Regions from separate parts of the Homo sapiens genome. Here regions 1 and 3 are each linked to region 2. Evidence: read pairs that join two places in POLR2A ChIA-PET (ENCODE). Cell type or tissue: CD4-positive, alpha-beta T cell. All regions are shown on one strand. Region 1 overlaps EPC2 (enhancer of polycomb 2). Region 2 overlaps LOC124907896 (a long non-coding RNA gene). Region 3 has its middle 29 kb from the start of EPC2.

The links. Peaks named below come from ENCODE experiments on the same cell type or tissue, not always from the same donor. Only the 100,000 strongest peaks of a DNase experiment are listed, where the experiment ranks them.
Region 1: POLR2A ChIA-PET joins it to region 2 with 5 read pairs; 3 of 35 experiments call an interaction of 5 or more read pairs at or near these places.
Region 3: POLR2A ChIA-PET joins it to region 2 with 6 read pairs; 4 of 35 experiments call an interaction of 5 or more read pairs at or near these places.

The regions. Positions count from the first base shown.
Region 1 is chr2:148,657,178-148,661,177 of GRCh38, reverse strand. The region is part of intron 1 of EPC2 (enhancer of polycomb 2); the gene reads right to left. Among named protein-coding and RNA genes, the nearest start is that of EPC2, 14 kb to the right of the region's middle. In CD4-positive, alpha-beta T cell, no CTCF peak of the experiment used is centred here; DNase peaks (open chromatin) are centred at 1,907 and 2,757; H3K27ac peaks cover 494 bases.
Region 2 is chr2:148,522,274-148,526,273 of GRCh38, reverse strand. LOC124907896 (a long non-coding RNA gene) reads right to left here. Exons shown (of 2, transcript XR_007087259.1): 2 at 1-4,000. Among named protein-coding and RNA genes, the nearest start is that of EPC2, 120 kb to the left of the region's middle. RefSeq lists an enhancer at 2,543-3,080. In CD4-positive, alpha-beta T cell, no CTCF peak of the experiment used is centred here; a DNase peak (open chromatin) is centred at 1,633; H3K27ac peaks cover 3,315 bases.
Region 3 is chr2:148,613,464-148,617,463 of GRCh38, reverse strand. No RefSeq gene overlaps it. Among named protein-coding and RNA genes, the nearest start is that of EPC2, 29 kb to the left of the region's middle. RefSeq lists enhancers at 2,917-3,046, 3,048-3,653. In CD4-positive, alpha-beta T cell, no CTCF peak of the experiment used is centred here; no DNase peak of the experiment used is centred here.

The DNA of each region.
Region 1 (4,000 bases), 130 kb before region 2:
ACATCATAAAGATGTCAATTCTCTATAAGCTAATTTATAAATGTATGGTGAATCCCAGTAAAACTGCCAACATTATTTTTGGGAGTTAGACAAAACAATGATAAAGTTCATATGAAAAAATAAGAAACAATTGCCAGTAAACTCTGAAAAAGTAGAATAATGAGTAAGGGGAAGTGACTAGCTCTACCAGATATAAAAATAAATGATAAAAGATAAGATAATAAACAATTAATAATCTTATCTTTGAAAAGATAAAACAATTAATGATTTAAACAGTTTCTTGCACACAAAAAAAATTCTGAAGGAAAATTTAAAGGGAACAAAATTAAAAGTTAAAATATACACCAAATGAGCTAAAAAAAAAAATTCAAATAGGATGGAGGTAGCATCTCATACCAGGGAGAAAAGATTATTTTTTTAAATGATGTTTAGACAACTGGATATCCACTTGAATGAATATACTGATCTACAACGCAGTGTATACTAGAACAAACTACAAAAGTTCTAAGGAAAAAATGAGGTAATTAACTTGAAGGGGGAAATCTACTTAACTTTAATTCAAAAACCAAAAGCATTTTTTATTAAGGACTTAAAAAAAAAAAAACTCTGACTGATATGTCAATTTCCCTCAATATGGAACTGAATAGATTACAGTCAACATATACACCAGACCACTAACTAGTTACAGTAATAACAAATAAGAATTGATGCTCAGCACACAAGAATTTCTTTAATGACCATATCTATATTTAAAATTCTCTTGTTTTGGAAAATGACTATCCCTTCCTCTCAAGCTCCCTTTAGACCAGTGACCCAATACAAGCTGCCATTCTCTTACAACGCCCATGTCTCAGGCTACAGTGAATAAAGCTAATCCAATAACTGAAGTGATGGCTCAAAAGGAGCTAAAGAAATTCTTTCCTGAAATTTTTCAATCTGAAATAGATTTTAAAAAACAAACCTCTCTTTCTCTTTCTCTCTCTTACACACATAGACCTATTCACATACAAATATATTACATAGAAAAAAAGTATGGAAGAATGTACATTCACCCAAAGGTCAACCACAGAGATATCTCAGAGATGTGGAAATTTAAGGGATTTGTGTTTTCTTCTTCACACTTTTTCTGCATATTCTGAATTTTTTTACAAATGAACACACATGATATTGTTATAATGGAAGAGTAGGTATTTCCAAAAACAGAATATAATGTAAACAATCTGGGGTTTCATTTTTCTAGTTTACAGAGAAATTAACTACCTCAAGATATGCTTAGGTGGCTGAGTACCTTTCCAACGACCATCTGTACTGTTTTATTACTCTACAGAATCAGCACCTTCCTGTGCTGTGTTAATGTCCTAACAGTAAATAAAGGGCAACTTTTATTTATGCCACTGTTTCTAAACACAATACCACTGCAATACAGGCAAATGGTATCTAGATTTTTTTTAATTTTTGTGTGTAGAAACTTGCTATGTTGCCTGGGCTAGTCTCAAACTCCTGGCCTCAAGTTATCTTCCTGTCTCAGTCTACCAAAAGGCTGGGATTACAAGCATAAGCCAGAGTGCCTAGTCACAATATCTAGATTTACTTTAGTGCTTAAATGTAATAATATTATTTATATTCAATACATTTCTATTCATCAGTAATATGTTTCCACAAACAACAAAGTATCAATAAGTAAAATTCTGCATTTCACATCAGTATAAATTCAGTCTAAAACTTTAAAATACCTCCTCAGATTTCTCAGAAAATTTAAACCTTTGTGATTCACATGCAATGAAGATTAACTATTTTTTTTTAAAAAAGCAATCTGCATTATCAACTAAAATGTGATTCTTAACCTCCTTAATGAGTCATCAGGGTCATTTACTCTAGGTCTGATGATTCTCTGGAAGGGAAGTGGTAAACATCCATATGAAACTGCGGTAACAAAACAAAACAAACCCAGAAAGTTCACAGACTCCATTAAGTCTATCTAGGCACCAAAGACCTCAGTTAAGAAACCCTGACATAAGATGAAGATTTAAATGAAACTCCTTAATCCACAAAGTATCCGAATTGTTTTTATTCTGCCATAAATTTGCTGAAAATGCAGTCAGAAATCACAGTTCAGTAAACTCATAACTAGTTTTGTCTCTAGTTTTCTGCCACCACCACCACCCATGCACTGCCTCCACAGTCCATCCAATAATGATCTATTACAAATACAAACTTGAGGATATACCCTGCAAAACCCAAGTTCCCCATCAAGACTAAACTCTATATTTACTACACAAAGGGGGAAAAGATATACATATATATCTTTTAATAATAAAACTATAATAATCATACAAAATAAACTATATAACATACATATATAGTTTAATATCATTTATCACTTATCATTGCATAAGTAGTAAGTAATATATAACCCATGTCGCTGAATTAAGTAAAGCAGCGTTTTTCAAACTGTGAGTTGAACCACTAGTGAATCATGAAATCAATCTAGTAGCTCATGACCAAAATTATTTTTAACAAAATAGAACTGAAAAGGGAAAAATGCATATATATATATATATATATATATACACACACACACACAGCTAATCTTCATTACTTGCAAATTCCCTATTTGCAAATTCGCCTACTTGCTAAATTTTATTTGTGACAGTTTCTCAGTCACTTGCAGACACGTGCAGAACAGTGAAATATTTGAGTTGCCCACCTGACATATACTCCCAGCTGAGGTCAAACAAGGTGACACTCTGACATCTTGTTTCAACTCTCATACTATAAACAAGCATCCTTTTCATGTTCTACTTGTACCATGTTTTTCACATTTTTATGCCTTTTGTGGGTAATTTCACTGTCTAAAGGTGCCCCCGAGTATGGTGCTGAAGTGCAGTCCGGTGTTCCTCAGCACAAGAAGACTGTCATGTGCCTCATGGAGAAAATACATGTGTAACATAAGCTTCCTTCAGACATGAGTTACAATGCTGCCGGCTGTGAGTTCAATGTCAATGAATCAACAATGTATTTTAAATACACAATTTAAAAACAGAAACATACATAAAACAAAGTTACAAACTGATCAGCAGATGAAACTGTTGTGACCAGGGTCTAGCGAGAACTTAACCCTATTATGTCCCTTGGAGCAATGGCTTAGGTATTAAATAATTCGTGCTCATGGCAACATAACAGAACATAACTATCTCGAATAATGAAAATCAACTGTATTGGTATATGTGTAATATAGATATGTCTGTCAAAGTGCACTTTATTTCAGTTACACACACACACACACACACACAAAATGAGTGATAGTCAAAAAAACATTTGAAAGCCAATAAATTAGACCACAAGGAAAGAAGCCCTGAAAGGTGTGGTAAAATGGTAAGGCAGAAAGGCATGGATCATGGGCACACACGCCAATCCCTTTTTTCTACCTAGACAAATCAATTCTACTGAATCCAGAATCACCCCTAACTTGTGATTTGGTTGGTAGATCTAGGATAAAGCTTTTAAGTGTACTTTATAAAAGCATCCTAGATATTCTGGTGTGTGGCCAAGATAAGAACTACAATACTACCTCTCAAACTGCTGGTTTTCAAAGTTGGGTCCTTGGACAAGCAGCACCAGGATCACCTGGGAACTTCTTAAAAATGCAAATTCCCAGGCCCTATTCTAGACTTAATCAGACACTAAGAGGAATAAGACCCACTGATCTCTGTTTTAACAGGCCCTCTAGGTGATTCTGAAGCATGCTAAAGCTTGAGAATCACTGACCTATATCTTTGGAAATTTTTGTGGGAGGTATTTTGAAAGCCTTGATGAATTTTGCAAGGTGGCTAGGCTATTTCAAATAAACTCCTACTGACCAAGCACCTATAATGTATAAACAATCTTCTTCCAAGTACTTGGCTTTTACAGAAAGTGACCCATCACTTTAAGCCAAAATTAAGTAAAATCTATGCATTACTTGATTAATAATCAAGCAGCACTGTTTCTTTAGTCCATC
Region 2 (4,000 bases):
AACCCATTCAGGATCATGAGGTCAGGTGATCTCTGGAAAATCCAATAACTCTAAGTACCTGAGTTTAGGAAAGGTTGGGTGTCAGATGGCTTCAGGGATCACTTCTATCTCATCTCCCTTTTGAGAGGTGGTAATTCATGGTGGCTACAAGCAAGCACTTATAAAACTAAAAAAAAAAAAAACTAAATAGGGAGCCAGTCTATTTAGTATACATCATGGCTTTCCCAAGAGTCATTTTGGGCACACTATGTTTATGCCTTGGTTTCTTATCTGTAAAATGAGGATAATCATAGCATCCATGTCATAAGATTGCTATGAGAAATAAATAAGGTAATTTAATGTAAAGGACTTAGGGACTTAGTGCAGCACTTGGCATACAGGAAATGCTAGAGGTGATCGCTCTTTCTCATTCCCGGCTTCTCCACTTTCTTCCCTGTATCTGTTGTTCTCTCTTTCCCAGCTACTTCCTGTGGTTCCCCATGACTTATGCATACACACGACCTGATAACAGCCACTTTATTCTCATCAACTTGATTTTCATCTCAAGGATCCATTCCTGAAGGGCATCTCCTCTCTGTGCCTCTTGGTTTGGGCTTCCTATGAGAACGAATCTGATTGTTCCATATTCATCTTTTTGAGGCCAGTCAGTCAGGTGACATGTCATTGGAAACTTAGGTTGGCCCTCCTCAAATCAGGTGCTCATCTTGGTCCAATCACCCAAGGCCAGGAGATTGGAATAACCGTTGGGATAACCAATTCCCTTTCCACTCAGCAGGCATGTGGGTAGGGGTAGATTGTGAGAAGGGAGAGCAGGTAGAGCAGAAGCCCCTGAGTATGCCTACTGCAGCATCCTGCCAAACAACCTAATCCTGGCTTTCCCTTTGCCATGATTTCTTTCACTGCACATGTTGAAGGAACAATCTTTCTAGATGGCTTTGCTCCCTCTCCGCCTCCTTTACCCCTTGCATCTGACTGCCCGTTCTACACACTCACCTGGGTGTATTTGCTAGAAATCCCCTATTTATGTCCTGGAAACAAAATTCACAGCTGTCTGGTCCTTTTTCTTCCTGACCCCCCACACCATTGAGGCTCCTCTGTGAAATCTCCCCTTGTGGGTTCCATGCTGCTGGCCATCCTTCCACTCCTCCTGCCTCACTCTCCAGCTACTTCAACAGACACTTGCATGTCTAATCTTCTGACATAGATTGTGAGCTTCTAGAAGATAGAAACAATATTCCACAGAGTGATTTAACAGTACTATGTAAGTGACCAATGGCAGGGAGAGGCTTAAAAATATTGCACTGGAGGTGTCATGGCATCCATGTTTCTATACAACGAGGGCTCCTTTTTAAGCTATAACTTCAATCTAAATATGACTAACTCTTTCCATGAAAAAAGGTACAAAGCCCTTACTCCCTTTGGTGCTGTGAATGTTTATCTATCTCCAAAGAGAAAGCACAACAACCATCAGAATATGTAGGTGGCAGAAACAGGAAGCTATAAATACCACAATACCAGATTTTTTAAAAGAGCTTCATGGAGGAAATCAAAGCAGTTTATAGGAAATGATTGGCACTTAGTGTTTCATGGTTGTGTTTCATGCAAAGGCTGAGACATACCACCAGGAATCTGCGGCAAGAGGCAGCAGATGACAGCACAGGAAGCCCAATGGTGACCTAGATCAGACCAGAGCTATGCCTTCAACTAGACAGGTTAAGAGTGATTGCCAGCCACTTTTCTCATGAAGGAGAGACAGAAGCAATTCTTGAAGTCCTTTGTTGTTAAGCACAGAGAATAAAATTTCTCTGGTTCTTACTGCAAAGAATGTTGGCTTAGTCTCAACAAGTACTTGCAGTTGGTTTCACAGATTCCTTGAGGAGTTGTTATAAATCTGGACTGAATGGGCCCAGCCTTCCTATTAGATGCCTGGTATCCTGAGTGGGCAAAAAAAGGTGAACAGTCCCTCAATATAGAATTTAGTCTTACTGAGGTTTCTTCATATCTGTATATGGTAAGTGTGATAGGCACTTGGTAAGCATATGCTCAATGGAGGAGATTCATTCCTCCTGGAACAGATTAGGCTTGATGTCAATTCCTGAAATAAAGGGGCTCCTACTAGGACTAAAGCTAGTTAATGAATTTGATTACTTTGTCAGGAACATGAACTATTCATTACAGGGCATGATTTAAAAACTCAGAGGTCAGTTCCCTCTTTATCAGCATGAGCTGATTCTGAGCTATCCTTAATACAAAATTCAGCCTCTAAACTAGCTATAACAATAAAAGCAATTATACCACACACATCATAACTTTTTTGAAATTTCTCTAAAGATTTTTGGAGGCACAAAGGGAGTTTATGTTGCCCAGTACATGGCATAAATGGCTTTTCAAGAAAAAAATTTCTTTTAGGTACGTCTCTTCTTCCCAGATATCTTCCTGGTCCTCCTATGGAAAATGGGGTGGGTTTGAGGGCAGAGCACCTGCCCTTTTCCACTTTCTACTGGCTTGGGAGACCTGCTGCCACCCCACTTCCACCATGATCTGGCTTCTGCTTACTTTCTATGCTTACTGTCTACCCCTCTTCTTCCTTATGTTACATTCAAGACTTATTAAATCCCTTACAGTTCCCAGAAAATCATGCTGTTCTCTACCCCTCCTTACCCCTCAGCCCCACTCCTGATCTCTGCACTTCTTTTCCTCTTTCTTGAATGTCTTTTGCCCCTGCTGGCCATGCCTGAACTCCTATTCTTTCATAAGTCACTTAACTCGATTTATTTAAGCCTCCCAGTGTTCCAAAGCCCATTGTAATGCATACCTGGTTTGTGGCTCCTGTCAGTGTCTTGCAATGACTGTTTCCATGTCTTTCTCATCTGCTGGAACATGAGCTCTTTTTTTCACTTTATCTCAGAGTTAAGATGATCTATAAATTCTTGAATGACTGAACAAACAAATGCAACCCCTTAGAAACCTAGGCATTACCTGGAAGCATGGAAATTTACCCAAATTGCTTTATGGATGTTTTTGTTGTTCACCTGGTTTAGTCTTTAGGATTATAAAGCCTCCAGAGCTCTGGGTTCGGATTAAAAATCTGCCATGAGCCAGTTTCCCTCAGGGCTGGGCTCCTAAGGGAAAATGCCTCAGAGTGGCTAACTATAGGATCCCTGGGAAACATTTGTCCTTGTGCCTTGAAAAGGCCTTAGCACATGAGTCAGGATACCTTACAATTTCACTTGTACAGTGTTTGCAAAGCACCTTCATATGTGTGTTCATGTGAATTTCGTGATAACACTGTGGGGTAGGCAGGGTAATATCATGGCCTAAACAGATGCAAAAACTCAGGTTCAGAGAAGGTGAGGCACTTGCCCAAGCTCACACAGCTAACAAGAGAGCTGAAAATAGAACACAGGTTAGCTCCTGCTCCACAATACCATGACCTTATCAATGAGTTGACAAGAACCATCCTCCTTGGGTACTTGTCAAGAAAGCTGGGAGGCTGGGAATGGGTGGAGTACACGTGCGTGTGTAGAGTCAGGAGGCCTGACCCAAGCTTGGGAAGTTCTGCAATGGCTTCGGTGTGCCCTGTGGTTATCCCCTTGTATACTGGGTAGGTGACTCTCCTGAGCAGGTGACAGAGCCTGGCAGTGATCCTGCCTCGGATCCAGATAAATATATTTGGATAGAAACTTTGAGCTTGTAGACAGATCAAGATTACTCACATAACCTGATATAAAGCACAGCTTCCATGTTAGTTACCAGATTTTCAAGAATTCTTTCCTTCTATTCTTCTTTCCTTTACCATTTAATTAGAATTGATCATATGCAGCTGAAGAGGAAAACCTGGGTTCTTCTTTGAAGAGCTCATTTTGATGGTTTGGTTCCATCACTGCCTATGCTCATTGGAGAAGCTTATTAGGACCTTCCAGTATTCTGTCACTCAGGCCAAGACTGCCAAAGTTGAATGCACACACCCTGGCCATGATGCAAGGCAATCCACTGGGAA
Region 3 (4,000 bases), 91 kb before region 2:
GGTGGGAAAATTTACACCACAAAAATCAACAGTCATAAATCAGGGTTCGTCCCCAGCTAGTGGCTAAAGATTTACAAGCGCATCACCACTGCTCATGATAATGTATGTTTCGCTCTTGGTTTTCAATTTCCTATTTGGTATTGTTCTAAAAATGTGATGAACTAAATATTTTGGGGATATAAATGTCTTTAAAAATATAAGGAGTGTTCTTTCACTGGGGCAGAGCCTCTGTTGGGTTAAAGCATCAGTGAAAAAAATTATGGGATTGGATTCCAGGTATCAGCAAGTTTGGTGGTTATGGGAGACATTTTTGGCTGCCTACCCAACAACCATTCCTCATCCCCCCTCCCCCCCCGCCACCTTTACCCCTTTTCCCTCATGAAAGAACTAGACTCCTTGATTTCAAGGAAGGTGGGGCCAAACCCTAATTTACAGCCCCAGGAATGGATAGTGATTGCTCTAGTCAGTCACAGGAATGTGAGTCTCCTCCACCAGTGACTGGACTGGTGATGGACATATGACTGAATTCTGGCTTTCATTCTCAGATAAAAGAAACAGACTCCTATTAGAAGAAAGCTCTTGAGCCCTTTTCTGTCCATCCACTTTGATTTGAGGATATGATGCCATGTGACCATTAGGCAACAGGCAGGGAGGAAAAAAACCAACTCCCTGAGGATGTCTGAGCAGAATAGTAGACAGTGTCTATTTCTGTGACATCACTGAGCCACTGATTGAACCCTGGACCTGCCTCTCTTTAATAATAATGGTTTAAACTACAATTATATCTCTGTGATTTGTATTCAAAAGCATTCCTAGCTAATACAGGGAGGGCAATATATTGCAAATGTAGCTGTCTTTTCAAAGTTTCCCAGATTATAATTTGTAGTTGATGAAAAAAAAAACCCATCTTTTTGGTTTTTTTGTTTGTTTGTTTTTCAAATAAGCCTACTTATAAAGCCCATCCTAGCTCTAATCTCAAATAGCACAGAGATCTGAGATTGGGGGCCATATTATGGGGAAGAGAAGACAGGCAAAGAATGGGGACTTCCCTCTGGATCTGTGTGGATTTGTTCAGCTATTATAATAGAGTTAATCAGGGATGGACATTACTGAAGTTCTTAAAGAGACTTATGCATTGACATCTTGAGATCCCACTTTTAGGGTATTTCCCTAGGTATAATATAATTAGGATCTTTTTAGGATTACTCTTAGGATCTTTTGTCCTGAGTTATTTTGAACACTTACCAAAAAGGTTATCTGGGAAATTCACTCAGAGCTGGCAGAACAATGAAGGAAGTTTTGGTGGAGATGGTGGTGGGGCACTCCAAAAGCTATACCTGTTACCCTTTCAAAGAGAGAAATGAAATTAGAAAAGAATATGCCATCATACCTGTGAGAAAATAGGAACCTGAAGAGGATGAGGATTTTCTAGCAGAGGAAATAGTAAACTAGCATGTGGAGTACTGGCCAGATATCAGAATCTGCCTCTGATCCCCTAAAAGACAGGATTCTTGAAGCCAAGCCAGTGCCATGCTAGCAGCAACAGAGTATGAGGAGGACATTTTGAAGAAGCAGCAGGCTATGTAGGTCTTGTTTCTGGAGGCAGAGGCAGAGAAATCTGTGCATGTCTGGATGGTTTCTGAGTGTCCTCACCCCAGGGGTTTTTTGCAGACTTGCTATAGGAGCAGCAGGCGCAGGAAACAGGAAATGGGATTCAGGAGGGTGTGAAAATAGCCCTATGTTCTTCATCTTCCCACTGCCCCAGTTCCTGGCTCATCTCTTCTCTGTGCAGCCTGTGACTGTGTCTGTTGGTAACTTCTTCCCATACTCCAAAGGCTATAAGCTTCAGAGAGCTCAGCTGCCAGGCTAGTGCCCAAGAGGGACAATAACGATAGTGAGAAGCTACATTCAGGGCCGTTAGCACTGGGAAATGGCAGAGAATGCTAGGAAGTCTATGAATGGCCTCCAAGGCTGTTTAGAGCTTATGAAGTCTTCCATTCTCCTTTTGCTGAAAACTCCCATGGAAGTGAAAGGAACCTCTGTCTGGTTTATTTCAAAGGGAGGTTTGTAAAAAGAAAAAAAAAACGTACTTAACTTTATCCAAGTAGCTTCTTACTGGCTAATTTTTAGAGCTAAATATCTTGACTGCTTTAAAACATTTCTTTTTCATATTACACAAAAGAACTGAGGATGGGGTCTGACAATTAGATGCATGTTCCATTTATACATTCTGTTTCTTGCTAGGGAGGTAGCCACTGTGTAAGCCCTTTTAGAAACTATTTTTAGGGAAAAACCACTCACTGATAAGAGTTCATCAGAATAAAATCAACTTAGGAGGACAGTTACTGCAAAGTATTCTTGTTATTTGGGATCAATGAACTCCAAATCCCTTGAAGCTGTTGCAGACCCACAAAATAAGTCTGTTCACCTGTTCACTTGCTAGCGAGAAAAGTAAGCAAGAATGTGCCCGGGGCACTTTTGAGTCATGGCCTGTATTTGGGGGGTATGAGTGGAATTCCAGAAGTTATGTGTAAATGAATAAGCATAACAACCACTTCACTTCCCTCACATGCAGGAAGCAGGCACAAAAAAAGGAGTGTGTGTCTGTGTGTGTGTTTAAGCTATAATCCTGCTACAATTACATCATTCAAAACAACACTATAAATAGTTTCAGTGACAGAGACACATTCAAGTTATCTCAAAAAATGTGTGCTGAGAGCAGTGCTTATCCTACTCCTGCTGCTGGTGATTTAAAACATTTAGGAACCCAGGAAAAGCCACATATCCTAGCCACAGGAAGAACAGGAACTGGAGTAGAGTCAGGTAAAAGGGAGAAGAGGAATTTGTCCAACTCCGCACATGTAGGCTGCCATCCATGTGACAACCAGCTACGCTTGGTGGGCCTGAGCTTCCACCTCATTATTTTTGCTTTCTCATAGTTTTTGCTTCCTCATCTTACTCAGAGTTTCTGTTTCCCTTTAGCTTCTCTGGCCACGTGTTGATCCACTGTGTGTCACAATTTCTCTCAATATACCCTTTCAGCCCCAGAGCTTGCTTCTCCCTGCCTCATTCACCAAGTATCTTAATCCATTTGCATTGCTATAAAGGAATACCTGAGACTGGGTCATTTATAAAAAGCGGAGGTTTATTTGGCTCATGGTTCTGCAGACTGCACAAGAAGCACAGTACCAGCATCTGCTTCTGGTGAGGGCTTCAGACTGTTTCATGGCAGAAGGCAAAGGGGAGCCAGTGTGTCATGTGTCAAGAGAGAGGGAACAAGAGAGAGGGAGGAAGGCACCAGGCTCCTTTTAACAATCAGTGCTGGCAGGAATCAACAGAGCAAGAATGTATTCATTACCAAGCCATTCATGAGGGTTCAGCCCCCATGACCCAAACACTTCCCATCAGGCTCCACCTCTAACATTGGGGATCAAATTTCACCATGGGACTAGGCAGAACCAAACAAACAATCTCCAACCATAGCACCAAGTATCTTCTCATCCTTTTTCTGGGAGAGAATTTGATGGTCCTGTTTATCTTTTTCTATACTGCTGGCCATCCTGAGGATTGATTGACCTTGGGTACAGCCAGTTGTAAACTAGGAATAAAGTCATGTGGTTCAAAGCATGACAGTCTCTATTTTTTTTTTTTTTTTTTAACAACCAGTCTCTTTCTGTAGCTCAGGCTGGAGTGCAGTGGCAAGCTCATAGCTCACTGTAAGCTCCAACTCCTGGGCTCAAGTGATACGCCCTCTTAAACCTCTCCAGTAGCTGGGATAACAGGTGTACACCACTACACATGGCTAATGTTTAAAAAAAATTTTCAGTAGAGACAGGGTCTCACTATGTTGCCCAGGCTGGTCTTGAACTCCTGGCCTCAAGAGATCCTCTTGCCTTGGCCTCTGAATGTGCCGGGATTACAGGTATGAGCCACCATGCTCAGCCCATGGCAGTCTTGGGCAGTCTCCTACCTAGAGGCAATGAATGAGGCAGTTCCTATT